Linked DNA regions of Mus musculus: regions 2 and 3 are each linked to region 1. Evidence: chromatin loops called from intact Hi-C (ENCODE). Cell type or tissue: heart. All regions are shown on one strand. Each heading gives the region's core, and the rest is flanking DNA. Links, peaks and the distances in the headings are about the cores only.

Region 1 (6,446 bases), core at 724-5,723:
TTCTGATTGGACGCCACAGTGGGGCCTTGAAACTGCAAATAGCTCCAGGATATAAAGTCAACGAAGGCAGAGGGGTTGACAGGGAGCATCAGTTTAAAAAAGTGAGGAGCCACGGAGAGCTACACGTCAGATGGCAGAGCCCACTGGGGAAAACACAGTCCTCTGACACAGAGACCGAGGACTTCAAGGCATACAACTTGTGTGGCTCTGGTTTTGAAACTAGTTTTCAGGAGTTTGTGCAAATGAAAATGATTTATCCTTCTTTATGCTTCCAAGTCTAGAACTGGATGTCACAGAACAGGGAAATAGACTCCACCCTACACAGTAATTTCAGCTTGAGGAGGAAGCCCTGGGTTTGTGAAGCCCTGAGCAAATGTTGACATGGGTGCAGCCGTGTTAATAATTCCAAAACCTCAGACCCATAGGAAAGGGTCAAAGCCTTCTCTATTCCTAGGCTCAGAGATGTGATGAAGCTTTTGGTCTGAGAGAAAATGCTGACACCAAGTGCAGAGAATATTCACTATAGCGTTCTCCAGATATTTTTACAGACTAAAGACTGCCTTTACTGTGATTAGCTAAACCTGCCCCACTGATGCAGCCCTGTACCATAAACTTCACCTCCTTGTCTATCTGCATGCAATAACCTTATGCCTCTATGCAACTATATATAACAAAGACAACCAGCTTGCAGGGCTCTGCTGTCTTTGTCAGGAAGTCCAGGCCTGACTTCAGCTATTTCCTTGTGTCTCTGTCTTTACTTCATTCCCTTGCATCCCTCAGGCAGGGCTAAGTTCCTGGAGCCATGGAAGGACCTGGCAGTGACAGCACTGTGTTTTAATTTCATGGCTGTGGAGAAGGGCAGGGTCACTGGTTATGGTTTTGCTAGTCTCTTCCTCCAGTCTCTGCTGAGCTCTGTTAAGTCTCATGCAAAGGAGTTCAGCGTGTCAAAGTGGAACTTTATGGACTCCAGGTACTGTGGTAACTACTGTGCACACATCAGCAGGGTTCTCTTTGCATTTCTTGAGTGGCTGATGTCTATACAGCAAGGAAGAACCCAACAACTAAGTAATTTGTGTAAGATTTTAAAGTTAGTCGGTATCCTAATGGACAAATCCACACACCTGACCCATTTATTCTTGAGGTGTGCTTAGTGTTGGGTGTCTTTGAAGCTGCTCCGACTCGCAGACTTTGGCTGCTTATGTATTTTAATGTGTCTACCCCAAACACAGCTCTTCCCTTCTGGGGTTATATGTAGATCCTGAGTAAATTGGTGTAATATTAATCAACATGCCAGACTGTGCCATCTGAGGTACTTCTGAGACATGGTAAGAGTGCCCAAGTCTTAAGAACTTAATTGTGTATGTTGCCATCAAGGCTTAGAAGGCTTAGAAGCTCAGAGAGCCTCTAAGCAGCCTTATTCTTACTTAGGTCTAGATGCCACATAGTTTGGTCATTTGCTGTATCCTCTATAAATTTTGTTCACCAAACTTCTCCCAGAAGCTTTTGTTAGAGAGTGGTAGAAATGCTGTGATTTGTTTCTTGATTCATTCCCCATTAATATCTTTGTCTCTTTTTTTCCCACAAGTAAAAGCTTGGTGGGATAACATTGAACCCTTACTCTGGCTATCACTTTTCTCAGATATGTATGGTCTGCATAAATCAAACAACTTTGGACTCATTCCTTCTTCCACAAAATGGTTCTAGCACTGTGATGATGTAGGTTCCACACTACTCCATTGATCAATTTTTCTTATCACATGATCTCTGATGAGATGAGGTTGGCAGAGGAACAGTGAGCAAAGAATGACAGATAACTTTTCTATGCAAAGCATACAATAATTTCCCTTAACTTAAAACAAAGCAGAACATTTCTTTTATAACTTTATTGCACTTGTTTACTCATTGGAGGGGGGGGGGTTGTGTATGCATATGACCTGGTCCATGTTATGGGGTCAGAGGACAACTTGCAGGAGTTAGTTCTCTCCTGTGGGTATTAGGAGTCGAACACAGGTCATCAGACTTGATAGCAAGCATGTTTACCTACTGAGCCATCTTACTAGCCTATGCTTAACTTTTCCCCCTCCCTCCCTCCCTCCCTCCCTCCCTCCCTCCCTCCCTCCCTTCCTTCCTTCCTTCCTTCCTTCTCCTTTTCTTTTCCTCTTATTGGAGACAGGATCTCTCTACATTGCCTTGGTTATCTTGGAATTCACTATGGAGATCAGGCTGGCCTCAGAGATCCACCTGCCTCTGCCTCCTGAGTGCCGAAATTAAAGGCATGTGCCATGCCCCAAGCTCCCTATTCTTAACTTCTTTAATTAAAACTTGATTCAATCTAAACAGAGGCAAAAAGGAAAAATGTTTTCGACATGAGTTATTGACTCCTGAGAGTATCTAGGTCACAGATAATATAGGCACATTCTGAAAAAGTTTCCGTGATAATTTTTTCAAGTCTGCACATGTAATTGAACTTTGAGTCCAGAACATTCTACAATTCTATGGGAAATCTACGTGAGGCCTTTGGCAGGAAGGAGGCATGCTGCGATGTGTGGTGCCAATTGTGTCATACCATGTGACACCTGTACCTTAAGTTTATCACCTCAGTGGCATACTTGGCAGTAAGTAATATGGCTTTTCAGAAGTGAACAGGACAAGCCATAGGCATCGGGCAATCAAGTGTTTGCTTTGTAGCTCAATTTTTGTCAACAATTTTTGAATGTTGCATTTGCCACTGGAAGATTTGTGGAGGGGGGAACCTCTTTGGCTTTACAACTCTAAAAATATCACCAGTGATAACAACAGATTTTAGACACGTCATGCTCATAGGTACTAAATGTTCTTTGAGTAATTGACGTGTGTTAATTTAGTTAACTCTCATGTCATGGGCCAAATGGTCAATGAAAGATGGAGGAGGGAACTAAAGGTGCATCTATATGACTCCATTTAGGACATGGACTCAAAGGCTCATCACATGCCTTGTTCCAGAGGCATGCCTGCTAATCTGTGGCATGTCAGAGCCTGAACACCATGGTGCACAGTGCTATCACTTTCCTAAAAGGAATCTTCCCTCATGCCCATGCCTTTGAGTGCTACAAATCTCCCTCCAGCCAACTGAGTAGGCTTCTAGCCACCAGAGAGCAAGACAACTCCTGTGGACAGGCTGGCAGAAGGACAAGGCATGGTTAGACACTGAAAATCTGTGTGTGATCTGAGATTGCCACATAGTCACAAATGGAATCTGCACAATGTGGACTTCTTCACGTTCCTTCCTGGTAGCATGTGGTGACATCTGACCAAGCAGAGGTCTTCAATAAATGTTGATGAATGTGATAAAGGCTTACATAATGACATGCCATATAAAATGTTCCTGTAATAATGAGAGACATAATATAAATAATATATTGGATATAGTGTTTGGTGTGAGAAATTTACAGTTTCATAGCTTGTAAAATATTAGGGCTAGGAAGAAGATCAGAGGCACAGAGATTTTCAGCTCCCTCATTTTTATGCTAATAAAATAGATTCTAAATGATATAGGGACTTCCCCAAAGATCTCTCTCTCTCTCTCTCCCACACACATATGTGTATATACATATATATACACATATGTGTATATATATATATATATACATACACACACACACACACACACACACACACACACATATATATTTGTTCAGTAAGAATGCTTAGATTTAAAACATTATATATATTGGCAAGGGTAGTGCTTGTTTTTAGAAAGATCTTTCTTTTGGAAATGGGAGCAAATATCTGATTTGTGGTCCACTGGCTCAGGTCTTCTACACATCTGATGAGACATCAAGAAAAGGGAACTATCTTGGCCTATTGTCACTCCCACAGTAAAGTCATGTGTACTATATGTGGAAGAAAGAAGTATCAATTTCATAGTCCTTGGTGCTGTCCCTAAGAATGCTTATTGACTACATAGTAAGAGTGTATCCAAATACTCTGAGGTAACGCCCTTATTTGTAAAATATTTTGGGCATCCCTTTTCAAAAAAAAAAAACTCATGCATGAACATTTTATAGTGGACTACTCTGTAATGTGCATGTCAAAAATAAATGAATTAGGAAATAGGCTGACATAAAAATGGAATATATGAGCACATGGGTGTCTTAGATACTTTCCTATTGGTGTGAAGAGACACAATAACTGAGGCAATTCATAGAAAACATTTAACTGGGGGCTTGCTTACAGAACTAGGGGCAGATCCTTGACCGTCAATGGCAGAGAGCTTGGCAACAAGGCTGCTAGGCAGGCATGGTGCTGGAGCAGTAGCTAAGAGCTCGCATCCTCATCCACAAACAGCAGGTAGAGAGTGGAAGACTGGCCTGGCATAGGCTTTTGAAACCTCTTCAAGCAAGACCATACTTCCTAATCCTTCCTAAGCAGTTCCACCAACTGGGAACCAAAGATTTCAATATATGAGCTTATGGGGGACCACTCATATTCAAACCACTACAGTGAACTTTATCTTCTAGATCATTACTTTTGTGCATATTTAATGGAAGAAAAGATAGAAAAAAGTGAGAAGGAAATATTAATTTCAGCAATTACTCTATGAATTTCATGAGCTGAGGATGGTAGCCTATTTAGGTGTGGTGGAGCCATTACCCATCCTTGGTATCAGTGAATGTCATTCAGATGTCACACGAGCATCCCTTAGTATAGATCAAGAACTATCTTTTTATTTGAAATTACTCATGTGCTCATCATGTCGTCCAATCATCTCCCATAAAGATCAGATAACATTCCTCATGGTTTTGTTTTCTATTGCTATACCTGGTTTTTAGAATCAAGAATTGAGTGACAGAGTGGGAAGCCATGATCATAGGGCATTGTTCTTGTTCATCTGCCTAGTCTGTCTCCAGTGCGGTATATACGAGGTGCTCAGTTGTGTGTGGTGAATATCACGACATGTTCTGTGTGATTTCTCCTCTGTTCTCATGAAGCACTCACATTCAGTTTGTGTTTTAGGTCTTCTTATTGGATTCTAAAGCTAGACCTGGCTTATTTCATCTGCTTGCCCCAGATTCCCTTCCTTCCCTCCTTTTTTCTACTCTTTCTATACACACAATGCACATATACATACATACATACATACATACATACATACATACATACAATCAGACACAAACACACACACACACACACACACACACACACACACACACACACACACACACACTGCAACTCTTCTATGACTCTTTGAGAGCTTCCTCTTCCCATGAAGTGCACTGCTTCCATCCTTACCCTCTCCTTCTCAGCATCCTTCGTGTGCAACAGCACAAAGCCCAAGCTCAGGGTTTCCTGCACTTGCTCCCTGGTTGTTCTCGTAGCTAAGCAGAGCCTGTGTGACACAGTGGAATGCACGGTAGTCTGGGAGTCAGGAGACTCAGCCGTTTAATACCAGTCCTTCTGTAAGCGAACTATTTCACTCAACCAATCATGTCTCTTTCATCAGGATTTTCTTCTTTCATTAAATACTAGGGCTGTAGCTTAAACTTTCTACATTTTCTTCTCATTTACAAGGCTGTGGTATATGTTTGTTTTTCTCCTTTCCCCAGAGTAGAGGTCATACCTTCCTTTTATAATAATATCCATGTATTTGACCCATGACCCATAAAAGTGCTTCATTATCATGTAACATGCTCTTGTGGTTCTCAGTTTCTAGCAAGGACTTTTATAGTCAGTGCTGCAGAGTTGCCGGGAAGAGTGGTGCCATTGAGCATTTGAGTAGAGGCTGTCTCCCTGTGTACCCCGCCTGCCTAGCCTTGGGTCAGCTATTTCCCACACCACTAGCTTATTGATGTCAACTCTGGGGTCTCAGCGTCTGCCTTGTGCAGCAGTCATTTGGAGGTGATAATTATTCCATTTCAGCTCCCCTCAAACAGTACGATTTCCCAGGTTTTCAAAGCTTTGCTTGCCCACATCTCTCCCAGGGTACCTGCCACTTAGCCACCAGAAGTTCCACCACCATGAAGACTGTGCGTCACCTGAGGAGGTCATGAGACCTGCCTAGAGATACGAGCACTGTTCCAGCCAGTGTTTTTTTGGGGGAGGTTCCAAATTGACAGGACATTTAAGGAAGCAATTGAGAACCAGGCAAGGGTCCAGGAGGACGGGACAGGGACAAAACACAGCTGCTCATTTAGTCCTTGGGCAGTAAAGACTGAAACATGCTGTTCCTGTTCCAGCAGCTAAAAGGAAGGTGACAAGTAACTTGAGAACAGGGAACTTAATTATCAGCAAAGCTTCCTGGGACACATAGGATGTTCTTAGCACTGATTCTACAGCTTTACGCTTGCAGCCCCGCTCCACTGTGTCTCACCAGAAGAAAACGAGGAAAAGCAGGATTTTTGTTCTTCCATAACACTTACTCTTGCTTCTAGGTTGGCTCAGTGTAAGATAAAAGCACAGAACTGGAT
Region 2 (6,446 bases), core at 800-5,799, 220 kb before region 1:
CGTGTGTACACCTTATTCATGAGAGATTCAAAGTCAAAAGCGCACATGCAAACCTTAGCTTGGCTTGTACAGACGACTTGCCCATGGGACTATTTCCCCAGGTGACTCATTCGCTATCTCTTTATCCAATAAAACACATTTTGCAAGTCAAAAAAAATGTAAACACAATAAAAGCTGGACCAGAATTCCTCCTACTGTAACAAGTATGTGGATAATTTTCTCAAAGTAAATGCCTTTTACAACATTTCGCTGCACTACTTAGGAGACAGAGTGGCAGAGAAGAAATGTCCATCAACACAACAAACTTCAAGTTCCATGGTGGGCTCAGAAACAGTTGAAAGGAAAAGCCACTGTTTTTAAGGGTACTAGGTCTGTGGAGGTTGAGTAAACTTGAACTTAAGATTCAAAGCCTTTTGAGAGATTAGCCTGAGAGGGAAAGAGACAAGAAAAGGCTAATGAATATGAACAAACTATGGTACATGCATGTAGAAAAATGTCCCCCCAAAAACCTCACTGTTGTATACAATTAATATATACTTAATAAAAGAACAAAAGGGCAGGGGGTGCACTGATCAGGTTAGGTGTAATTAACAGTTCCAAAAGATGCATGCACACCACCCACCATCAGCAGCCAAAAATGCATATTTCTATGTGTTCAATTGCTCAGTTTTCCCAAACTAACTTCATACATTAGAAATGTACCAAACACACACACACAGCTAAAGAAAACAATAAATGGAGTCAGTGGGCAGTGAAATCCTTCTTTTTACATGACTGCAGTGCATCCCAGATGTGAAAAAGCAGAATGCTATCATAAAAATGCAAATAAAATGACAGATAACAATGTGCACATGGCAGAGTTCTGTTATGCAACTAGGAACAGGTCTTGGTGCAAGATGAAAGTTAAAAGCAAACTCCCACAACAGTCTGAGAGCCAGTTATCAGCTGCATCCAACTTTCTTCAAATCGTAAAAGCTGACAGACTGCTATGGAAAAGTGGCGTGGCCTGCAACAGGCACTTAGAGGAAGGCAGCCAGCAGTGGCGTGGCACAGAACTCCTGCCAGGCAAGGAGCTTCCCCCATTTAAACCTGCCTTTGAACCACAAGAGGCACAAGAAAAACCAGGATCATTTTCTTTGTAATAAGCAAAAAGCACATGTTTTCCAAAGTTTAAGCAACTTGTGTGCTTCAGAAAATGGTCTGCTTGAGTGCAACTGTCAAAAAAAAAATGAAAAAAAAGGGGGGGGCTCTTGGGGTGCTGGTTCCCTGCTCAGTGACAAACGATGCATGGGCGGCTCACCTGTGCAGAAGGCCCTGAAGTCCTAATGATATCTACTTTAGCAATCAATCTGCTCTGAGGCAGAAATAAACCCATCTGCCTACTACAAGCTTTCTTAGCTCATAATTTACTATCTTTCAAATGCCCAACATGGAACACAAGCTAATGAAATATTAAGAGAGGCTTGCACAAGGAGCCTAGGTCAACCAGCTTTGTGAGTAACCCTACCACCTAAAACTTGAAACTCGATCTCACTGAAATGACAATCTCATGCTACACTTAAAACCCGGAACTGCTTCATCCTTTCCTATTTCACACTGTCTGACAAAGAGGAAAAAGACAGGAAAAGAAAAGGGGGAAAATTAAGTCCTAAAATCATGAAACCCCTAAATAAAGCATAAATTCACACCAGTACAGCAATAGAGCCTGCAGCTTCTTCAAGAATTAACGGTGGAAGTGAGACCTTTCCGGTATTACTAGCGCCAGGAGCAGAATTCCCCTGAATACAGTGCCGGCACACAGCATTCAACATGTCACAGCCACTCCGCTCACACCCTTGCGTTATTGTGCGCGAAAGCTGGTTACTAAAATGCATTTCTGTACATGCGTGCCTGGTCAGAGCGTTTCTATTCTCTTTGTCTCGTGATCTGCCGGGCAGTTTCTGCCTTTGGGAAGGAAGTAGCTTGCAGACAATTCCCCCAGATATTTTAGCTCTGGCTTGCACGCGGGCCGGTTCTCCCTGGCCGGCAGCTTAGTGCTGGGCAGGTCCTTCCAGGGTCGCCCCGCGTTAGGAAAAGCTGGATTTCCGGGCGGTGCCAGGATCCCACTCATTATGCCTCCAGCAACCTGCCCAAGCCCGGCGGGCGCCAGACGCCGAGCTAGAGCCCCAGCCACCGACCGCCCCGAGGAGCACTTCCCCCACCCCGGAAGAGGAGGGAGGCAAACTTCGGAGGGCGGGGGCTGGGGGCGAGCTCCGGGGACCACCATGGCCCAGCCTGGCCGGAGACCCCGGCTGGGGCTCCGGGCCTGGAGGGTACGCCGCGCTAACGCAAAGGCAGCGATCCAGGCACTCTCCTCGCGCGCTCCCGGCTTCGGAAAGCTGCAGGGCGATCGGGGACCCTCGGAAGCGTGAGGTGACGGAGGAGGAGGGGAGCCGGTGACCGCTGGCAACTCCAGGACCGAACGCTCCGGGTAACGAGCACAGCCCGCCCGGGGTGGCACGAAGGAAATGAGAGCAGGAGGTGGCTGCGACCAAGCAAGCTGGTCACTGGCCGGAGAAGGCTTCCAAGTGGCCGAGAGATGCTGGCGACTGGGAGCTGGCAGCCTGCTCGCTTCCCCTTGAGTGGCTCGGCAGCAGAAGTGGCTGCCGGTGACAGGAAGAGCAGCGGCCGTGCGCGTTCGCACCGCTTCCCCCTCCCGGGCACACCGGGACCCGCCGCCGCCTACCTCCGGGTCGGCTCGCTTCCTTCCTCTGCCCAGCCTGGGCTTCAGCGGCCTCTGAAGCTCCCAGCTCCCAGGCTCCTGCGATCCAGCTGCGACCTGCCGTCGCTTCGCTGTCCCGGTTCCTTGGCTGCACAGCCGTCCTCACCGCTACCGCTGCCGCTGCCGCTGCCGCTGCTTCCTCCAACTCGGCTCCAGCTGCTAGCTACTCCTCTCCCTGAGCGGCGCAGCTCCAGCGCCAGGCGCCAGCCCCACCCCGGGCCCGCCCCTGCGCCCCGCCCCCAGATACACACCAATCAACGCCCGAGACCCCGCCCCCCAGCGCCCGAGCCGCGCCCTCCGCCTCTGCCAGTCTCCGGGAGGGCTACCAAGGTCTAGGAGCTACGCTCTGTGCTGCCGACCCTACCCCGCACCCCTCGCTGCCCTCGCCCCCGCCCCCGGCTCGGGGATGCCCCGGGCGACTGGACGGCGCGCGCCCTCCGCTACGGAGCGCTCTAACTCTGCGTGCTTGGGGCTGGCTCGCCTGCGGGGCGTCGCCCAGGCCCGAAGCAGGGAGTTCAAATGGGGATGGGGGTGGGGGGTGGGAAATAAGTTCAGGCCTCTCTGGAGCCCAGCCGGCTGCCTGCGAGACCCTGCCTCTTTCGAATCCACTAGAGCTTCAGGACAGTGGCTGGGTTCAGGAAGATGCAGATGCGAGGGCTCGCCAAAGCGGGGAGGCCCTGTAATTCCTGGCCTTGCCTGCCCAGCTTCCCTAGTGGTCAGAAAAACCGCGCCACCCGGCGTGGCACTCCCGGGGTGAAGGAGGGGTGAAAGGGTGAGCTGGAGCAACGAGTGCCCGCCGCCTGCAAAAGCCTGGCACGGCTGCCTCCAGGAACCAAGGCGGGATCTAGAGGAAAAGGAGTGTTCTGTGAGGAGGGCGCATACCGGGTGATCTCTGGCAGTCCTTGCAAGGCAGAGCCTATGTAGGTCATTCAGCCAGTCCACCGCCTTCTAACGCTTCTGATAGGCTGGAGAAACTCAAATGAAGTCTATGGTTTGTTAGATGTAAAAATGTAGATCCTTGGAGTAGAAACCACTATGGAAGCTGCTCAAGAAAAAAGTGATAATGGCTCAGCCTTCCCAGATAAGAAAGGATGATAGCCCCGTGTTTTGTCTTCATAAAAACGTTCAAGAACTCATGGACTTTTTAAATTTTGCTCCCAAAATATGTCTTATTTTGTAGTTCAGGAACCTGTAGCCACCCACCCTTCTTGCCCTAAAGATCCCTTTTGCAGCTATTCTGGCAACAAAATGCTTTTTCTTAACCAAGAACTTAGTCTGTTGTCAAATTCTAAATTTGGTAGTGTATTACTGTGAGTTTTGGAAGCAGAGGGAAAAAATGAAATTCACAGTTTATGTTAAACAAATGCAGTCACGTTTAAAGGTGACGCCCATTCTAAAAGAAGAGATCTCAGTACACAATTCAGGTACTAATGTTTCTGGTACTCTTGGTATCTAATAAAGACAAAAGCAGGCTGCTACCCACATCACATTTAAGAATTTGCCTACCCATTGGACACGCAAACTTTATATGCCCCAGTACAGGGGAACGCCAGGGCCAAAAAGGGGGAGTGGGTGGGTAGGGGAGTGGGGGTGGGTGGCTACGGGGGACTTTTGGTATAGCATTGGAAATGTAAATGAGCTAAATACCTAATAAAAAAATGGAAAAGAAAAGAAAAAAAAAGAATTTGCCTACACAGAAGATGGCCTAGTTGGCCATCACTGGGAAGAGAGGCCCTTTGGTATTGCAAACTTTATATGCCCCAGTACAGGGGAATGCCAGGGCCAAGAAGCAGAGTGGGTGGGTAGGGGAGCAGGGCGGGGGGAGGATATAGGGAACTTTCAGGATAGCATTTGAAATTTATATAAAGAAAATATCTAATAAAAAATAAAATAAAGAATTTGCCTACCATTCAGGATGTGGTGACAAGTCTGTAATCCCAGCACTTTGAAGCTGAAGCCATAGTCTCGAGTTCAAACCAGCCTAGTCTTTATAGAATCTCTCTGAATATAGATTATGTTAATTTGTGTAGGGAGATCCATCTTAATTATGAGTAGAATCACACCTAGGGCAGGAAATTCTGTACTGTACGAATGGAGACAAAAAATGAGGGCTATGCATGCATGCATTACTGGTTGCTCTTATCTGATTGAGGGCATAAGGTGGCCAGCTATTCAAGTTCCTATGGCCTTAACTTACCCACCATGATAGACTACTCTGAACTGTGAGTTAAATGCTTTCTCCTGTAAGTTGCTTCAGTCGGAGTATTTAATAGTGGCAATTAGAAACCAAGGTACAGGGGTACATTCTTCCGTAGTCTGTGAAAGGAAGAGCCTCCTGGTGGATGGCCGTGGTGTGTTTCCTGCGGTAGAAGCCCTTAAATCTAATCCAAACTAAGACAACTCAAGTAATAAAACATTCACAGATGTTTTCTTTAGTTTTCCTCTCCTCGAAGAAAATACAAACTTTGCTAGCTCTCTCCTCCCTTTGGGCTCACTAGAGTCTTGGAAAGAGGCTCCAGCATAGGATTCTATTCAGCCGTAAAAAAGCATCTAATTCCCAACTGCACTTCCTCTTAATAGAAAAGTCTTCAGCAATTGATTATGCACTTACACGTTCTTTGACTTATTTTCATTATAACTGAACACAACACACAGCTTATGTCCAAAGAGGGTCACATGAAAGAAAAATAATTTTTCCATACCCGGGCACCAAATAATCTATTTCATTGATATTAAATTGATACCTTCCCACACATTTTATTTCCATTTCCCATAGATTTTATGAATTAAAAGCAATAACAAAACAATATGACTATTCATACTTGGAGTATGAGCCTGTGTGCATATGTATACATATTCACATGTGTATGCATGTGTGTGCCTGTGTATACTTAACAGTGGAGTCTTCCTCATTCTCCACCTTATGGATTGAGGCAGGGTCTCCCACTTGAACCTGAAGCACCCATCAGATACTACAGCTAGCCAATTTGCACCAAAGATTTTCTGCCTCTGCACATTGTACATTGGGATTTACAGTCAAGCCCCTATGCCCACCCACATTTACTTGAGCACTAGGGCTCTGAAGTCAGGTACTTACCCTTGCATGACAAGTTCTTAGCCTTATACTTGTGTTTTCTAGTAACCTCTTGAGTAAAACCTTATCTGGGAACACAAACTGTAACTGTAATAAAGCAAGAAGCTGATATGATAAGGCAAAGGGGCCCCTGTGCCACAAGCTTTCTCTTCATTTCTACAAAAACCCCAGATGGGCAGGACTGTGAACATCTCCTTGGAGTTTCCTGGAAATGCAAATTATCTGTCTTCTCTAAACCAAAAATGTCAGATTGGAGTGGAAAGAAAAAAAAAAGCTGTTTTAGGAAACTCTCCAAACCATTTGTTGCATGCTGGGAGTTGAGAATGATTATCCTGGGCCTTCTGGGACATACTGGAACCCACCCCAATAAAATGCTCGTATGTCACGTAGACACAGCGTTCTGGTTTGCTTTCTATTGCTGGGAGAAAGACCATCACCAAAAGCAGCTTTAGGAGGAAAGGGAAGGGCTTTCTTCCTTTTCCAGCCTGCAGTCCATCATGAGGGAAAGTCGAGGCAGGAACTGAAGCAGGGGTCATAGAGGAATTGCCTGTCTTAGTCTGCATAAATCCCTCACCTTTCTCTTTTGTACAA
Region 3 (6,446 bases), core at 677-5,676, 76 kb before region 1:
AGTTCATAGCCTTTTCTTAAGACTCCTGGGGATAAGAATGCTAGAAAAATAGACGGCCATGGGCACACATTATCCAGTCTTGAGAAACTTATAGCATTACTTTTGCTGTATTCTACTCTATAGATGGGAATCTTGGGGACTAGGATTTAGTGGTTGTAGGGAGCTGACCTAGCCATGCATAAGGCCTTGGGTTCAAATCTCAGCACCTCAAAAATAAATCCAACTCACACTCAAGGTAAGTAACTACTTCTAGAGCAGGAAACGAAAAGGCACCGATTATTGGGACTATCAAAAGCAGCTTTCAGATTTAGTTGTGGTCAAAATCCAAGACACCCTTGTGCCACCCTTGGGGACATTTAAAAAGAAAGCTGTCAGTATCGACCATATGACCAATTGAAGAGACTGGGTCAACAGGACAAACACCCTTTTGAAAATACAAAGTCTGATGACTGGGAGCTCACTGGTGTCACTCCCATGGTAGTTTTTGTTTGTTTCCAATTGGCAAAAACAAACAACCACAAACAAATAACCCCCACAATCTAAAATCTTGTTTTCCAAAGCAAAGCAAAGCAAAGCAGCAAGCAAAAACCTCCTTCTGTGAGTCTAGCTCCCCCTAAATTCCAGGGCCCACAAGATGAACAGGAAAGAGAGTGAGCACCTTCTGTGACTCAGTTGTACCTCCAGGCTAGCAATTCTCAACCTGTGAGTTGTGACCTTCTTTGCGGAGGTTGAACAACCCTTTTACAGGGGGTTGCCTAAGACCATCAGAAAACACAGATACTTACACTATGACTCATATCAGTAGCAAAATTACAGTTATGAAGTAGCAATGAAAGTAATTTTATGGCTGGGGGCAGGGGGGGGGGAGGTGTCCCACAACATGAAAGGGCCACAGGGTTAGGAATGGTGAGAACGACTGCTCTAGATGTGACGATTAGTGTTATTTGTCACCTTGACAGACTCTAGAGTCACCCAGGAGATAGGTCTTAAGGCATGTCTGTGAAGGACTGTCCTGATTCATGATGGTGGGCAGGACCAAGCCTTGACATGTTTAAAACAGAGAAATGAAGGAGAGCACCAACATGCTGGTGTCTGTTGCCCGTTCATTCTGTCTCCGAATATGACGTAACCAGCTCCTTTCAGTTCCTGCCACTGTGACTTTTCTGCCAGAGTGGACCTTAACCTGAACTCTGGACCAGAACAAGTCCATTCTCTCTTAAGTTGTCTTTATTTTACACAGCAACAGAAAAAGAAATTAGGACAATAAACCATGCAGATCTGAGAACCTATCTGTATACTAAACCCAGTATATAAGCCCTATTATGCCCTACGTGGCCAGTGTGATGGGAAGAGGACCCAGACCCCAGCTGAAGAGAACCAGACAAAAACAGTAGCTTTCCTTACCTTGATCTCTATAAAAATTTTGTTGCTTAGAAAAAAAATTAAATTCTCCTTGCTTAGAAGGAGAGTTCATATTTAGAAATACTGTGAACCAGAAAAAAAAAATGGTATCTTGAATCTTGGCGTTCCAAGTCTTGTTGGCTTGTGGCCAAGCTTCAGGATGCTTCTAAGAGCCATGTGGGGAATGCAAATCGGGATGTCTAACTCTCTTAAGGGCAGTCAGGAGGGCTGATGGTCTATGCTGCATGCTGTAAATCTACCACACAAAAAACCGCCCTCTTTGCACCAGCAGCAGCTCCAGACTTTGGCCTAAGCCCAGTTCCCTATTTCGTCCAAGTTGCTCTTAGCCTTAGTATTTAAGCCAAAGCTTTGTTCTATACACAGGCTGCTATTGATTGGGCCTTCTTATCTCTGTCTCCACAGATAAGGTATACATTAGCAAGACTATTCAGGGGTGGCCTTTTACAAAGGCAGAACGTCTCTTTGGTATCCAGGGTCAAGAAAGGCAGTGTTCAGGAGTGCTTGGTATCTTGAAGGTGTGTATAGAAGTGGTGTACAGAGGGGGTCCAGAAAGACACTCCCAGGCAACAAAGTTGTGAGGAAATGTGTTTTTTGTTCAGATCTGTGCCCCAGTTGGAAGTTGTATTCAGTAGATGTTTTATTTTAGGGCTGGTGTATGTGGTTGGTATGTGTGTGGTGTGTATGTGATGTGTGCATGTGTGTATGTGGTGTGTAATGTATAAAGTATGTATGGTATGTGTGTATGTGTGTGTATGGTGTAGTGTGTGTGTGTGTGTGTGTGTGTGTGTGTGTGGTGTGTGTATAGTGTGTTGTGTGTGGTATGTGGAGTGTGTGTCTGTATGTCTCTGTGTGTGCATATATATGTATATGTGTGGTATGTACAGTGTGTGTGTGGAGTATGTGTGTGTGTTTACATACACAACAACCTCTTTAGGGATTGGAAGTCTGCCTTGTACTCATTTTAACTTCTGGAGGCCAATGTGAGAAGTCTATGCTGGAAGCCTGTTAGCTTATTGTTTCCCTCCTTGCAAGGCGAGGCTGCAACGTGACTTTAGCCACGCATACCCAGCTAGAAGAGAGTGAGACAAAGTGTGTGGGAATTGCCACAATCTGCTCCCAGTCCCTGGATTTCCCTTTCCTAATGCTCTGAGCAGTGCTTTGCTTAGACAAGTCAACACTCGCTCACCAGCCACTGCACTCTCTGGCTCAGGGTACCAACGCTACTTAGTTTGAAGAAAAAAAGGCTGAAAAAAGAAAGAAAAGAAAAGAAAGCTTTCCTGGAATCTCTCATGCGTGTGAGAAACAAAAAGAAAAGAACAGAAATGTCAGAGCCCATGCTCTCGTGGTGATAGGCTCTGGAAAAGGAGACTTTAGTTTTTCTTTTCTTTATCTGGTATCACATTTTCAATTCACACCCATTATTAAGTGCGAGAAACACAATCATAGATTAGTTGAAGAAAGGGAGGAGCTAACTTTGCTAACAGAACAAATGACCTAGGCTATTTCTAGTCATCTGGTCATCGCGCTCAAATATGTTATGCCTATAAATAGAAAACAGGCAAGGGGTAAAGAAAAAAGATCCCCAAAGGAAGGAAGAGAGATGAACGAATAGAAAGGCACATAGGTCATGTCTGTGGCCACCTTCCCAGTCAAACCTTTTATCAGCTCTTCTGGCTAGAGAAATGTCTGTTAAAGGTGTGTTTACACTCACAACGTTGTTTCATAATGGGAGTTAATGATTGTTAGAGCTCTTACTGAATTTGTGGAGCATGTTTCAGCTTATTCATCACAAGTTAGTCCAGGCATAGACTGACTTGCTGTAGATTGACCTAATGTGACCAGTTGCCACAGGCCACCATGACATCTGGCTGCCAGCAGGGACATGGTGATCTTTTGGTTCAGGAATAGGCTCCTCTCCCAGCTAGTGTGTCTTGGCTTAGGGGCCTGAATGTCCTAGCTGAAAACCAGCCACAGTGCTTCGGAGACTGGGAGTCCCATTTGGAGTTGATAACTCAGTGTTGGGCAGTAAGAGTAAGTCTAATTGCAAGTCTTCTGAAGAACAGGAAAGCACAATTCATTTTGCCCTTCATTAATACAGAGAATTTATTCCAAATTTCAAGAACTCAATTCCAACTTTCAGTGTAGAATATTTGGAAGGTTCCTCCTCCTCCTCCTCTTCCTCCTCTTCCTCCTCCTCCTCCTCCTCCTCTTCCTCCTCCTCCTCTTCCTCCTCCTCCTCCTCCTCCTCTTCCTCTTCTTCTTCTTCTTCTTCTTCTTCTTCTTCTTCTTCTTCTTCTTCTTCTTCTTCTTCTTCTTCTTCTTCTTCTTCTTCTTCTTTCTCATGGTTTTCACAGAGAGGGCACTGCTCTAAAAGCATAAGAAGCGGAGGCCTGGGAGACCTGCGTCCTGCCCTGCACACTCACTTCCTGTTGTTGGAGGCTCATGCACCTGTGGGGAGGCTCCGGGCCTCCCCATAGATGCCATAAAATTATATACAAGCACTGTGCGTACACCCACGTTTCCAGGAGAGAATGAATCAGGTGTGTTAAATAGGGTGTCTAAGGATTTTCCTAAGAAAATGTCCAACAACTTGGGGAACAGCTATCATTTATTGATGTTGGAAACAAGAACTAACATTTATTGGTGTTCTGGGACTTTTGCTAGGCACTTGATAGCTCACTCATTAAACCAGGCCGGCACGGCTTAACATTCATGAAGGGAGCCGGCCTACCAGCCTGGCCTTGTTTATTTATCTTCCCAGCTGAGAATCTTTTGCTTAAAATTTATTTTTAAAATTTTTGGTTGTTATGAGGCAGAGTCTTATGTCTGGGGATCCCCCTAGCCCCTGCCTCGGCGCCATTTCTTTCCTTTTAAAGTTGCGTCACATTCAGACCCTCTTCCCTCATGGTGACTTACCAAGAAGTCTCTGCACTTCTGAGTGTCACCAGAAGCACCAGAATTCGTTGGACCCCTCAGAGAAGATGCTGCTTCCTTTTTTCCTTCTTCTAAAGCCACTGAGCTGATGTCTAAGTGGGATCTGTGCATTGCCTCACGATTTTCTTGGACAGTTTCTTGTACTTCACAGGGTCAGACATTCTAAAGTGGATCCTCACCCCCATTTTTCTCTAAGTCTCAGCAAAGGCCAGGTGGGCAAGAGAAGACATATAAGGATTCTATCCTGGGTCAGGAGAACCCTAATATTTCAATCAGTCTTAGTTTAGACTGCTAGGGTACATGAAAATTTAGTAATTTCTGATATTGCTTGTGTTTACAGTAAAGTGCACCAGGTAAGCCTGCATGAGGGATGTGACAACACTGGCCTTTAGCACACGTGCTCAAGTGCCTTTTTTTTCTCCTGTTAGCCCACGAGATCTCAGAGACACCATTCACTTCTCCAGTTCCTGGCTTCTGTGCTTGTAGACTGGATGCATGTGGGTTAAGGATCCCTCCAGGAGTAATTGTTGATGAAATTAGCTATATCCATTTGCATTTCTTCATTCGTAAATTATGAATGCTTGTATTCCTATGAGCAGATCCTTTTTCTGTTTTCAGTAGGCCATTTGGGAAAACGAGGTAACCCCTTAAAGAGGCTCTGTCCTTTTTCCTGCCCCTATGTCATTTGAGCTCAAACAATGGAATGGGTCATTTATTCAGCCTGTGAAGAAACCCTGTCATTTGAGTGGGAAATGTCTATGTTATACATTCTTAGGAGGAGGTTCTAGCTGACTTCCCCATTTCCCATAATAATAAATGCTTCTCTGTAATCCTTCTGCTTTCTTCCGAAAGTAACCTCTGCTTCTTTCAACCTTCTGAGAAGACTCAGACATGGCCAGTATGAGGCCTTTGTTGCCCAGCTGGAGCCTAAGCAAGCTGTTCTGGCAGTAGGGCATCTACCAGACATGGATGTCTATGCAGCGGGCAGGCTTTGGTGAAAAGCAGTTGGCTGCTGGCTGAATTTGCTTTCTCCACAGTCAGGCTATGGTACTGGAGACCCTATTCTGGCTACAATGGGAGGCTTTAGAGAGTATTTCGTAAGTCTGTTTATGTCTAGAGGCACAAATTTCTCCTTTAGCCCTTAATGCATTATGCCATTACGTCGTCAGTATATGCCAAGATAACTCTTCCCTCCTTCCCCCACTGCACCTCCATTGCAATGCTCTATGACCATAGAAACTTTGGTTTTTTGGTTTATTGCCATAGATAGGCCTGCATCTGGCAGATACCAGGTATTCAGTGGTTATTCCTTCAATGAAGTAAAGTTACAAAACCAGTAGTTACCTTGAGATATGAAATGCCTATGGTTTGTCCATTTCTGACATTAAACCTTGCTTCTGCTACACTATGCCAGCTTGGGACTGTGTTTGAGAATTTGGGGATGGGTGGAAGGAAAGACTAGTGCCAGTCCCCAGTGTACTGCTCCAGACACAGGATGTGGGTTTGTGCCAACCACAGCAAAAGCGGTATCTTTAGATTTTATACTAAACTATTTATATTGTAAGGCTATATGTTTTCAAAAATAGTATTTCTGTTAAAATCAGACTTCCATGCTGAGCAGACTAAATAGGTAGTTTAGGATAAAATCATTTGCTGTCAGGGTATGACCATAAAGCTATCTCAGTATGAAGAAAATGGCTGTCCAGACATTACCATATTGTGACACAGAAGCACAAGCGTTCTGTAAATATATCCTCTTTGCTGGCTTGACAGGCTGGACAAAACTTGGCTGTTCACACAGTCTTTGTACAGTTTATCAAAGTCTCGAATGGAAAATATACTCTTGAGGTTTATAAGACTTTAACAAAGAAAAATAGAAGAGTTCTCTCATCTGCAGACCCAGCACAAGTACTAGCACGGTCTGCCAAGCTCAAAGTAGAACAAGAATGTGGCTGTGGCAGCCAAGTTCAGCTCTCATAAATTCAAATATGCATTCCTTCTACTGGAGGATGGCTTCCTTCCGGTCATTTGGAGGAAGAGTTGACTCTTCCATTGCTCACATGTGCCAACCTTGGGAAAACGCTATAAAG

The links. Peaks named below come from ENCODE experiments on the same cell type or tissue, not always from the same donor. Only the 100,000 strongest peaks of a DNase experiment are listed, where the experiment ranks them.
Region 2: it touches region 1 in a loop (2.4-fold over the local background); 5 of 42 quality-filtered maps call a loop at or near these places.
Region 3: it touches region 1 in a loop (2.9-fold over the local background); 2 of 42 quality-filtered maps call a loop at or near these places.

The regions. Positions count from the first base shown.
Region 1 is chr13:101,988,863-101,995,308 of GRCm38, forward strand. No RefSeq gene overlaps it. Among named protein-coding and RNA genes, the nearest start is that of Gm41044, 22 kb to the right of the region's middle. In heart, for the core only: a CTCF peak has its summit at 3,134; a DNase peak (open chromatin) is centred at 3,099.
Region 2 is chr13:101,765,252-101,771,697 of GRCm38, forward strand. It overlaps Pik3r1 (phosphoinositide-3-kinase regulatory subunit 1), which reads right to left and starts at 2,966. Exons shown (of 16, transcript NM_001077495.2): 1 at 2,726-2,966. In heart, for the core only: a CTCF peak has its summit at 3,447; DNase peaks (open chromatin) are centred at 1,040, 2,160, 3,050 and 3,610; H3K4me3 peaks cover 3,190 bases; H3K27ac peaks cover 2,908 bases.
Region 3 is chr13:101,913,200-101,919,645 of GRCm38, forward strand. No RefSeq gene overlaps it. Among named protein-coding and RNA genes, the nearest start is that of Gm41044, 98 kb to the right of the region's middle. In heart, for the core only: a CTCF peak has its summit at 3,313; a DNase peak (open chromatin) is centred at 3,312; H3K27ac peaks cover 1,115 bases.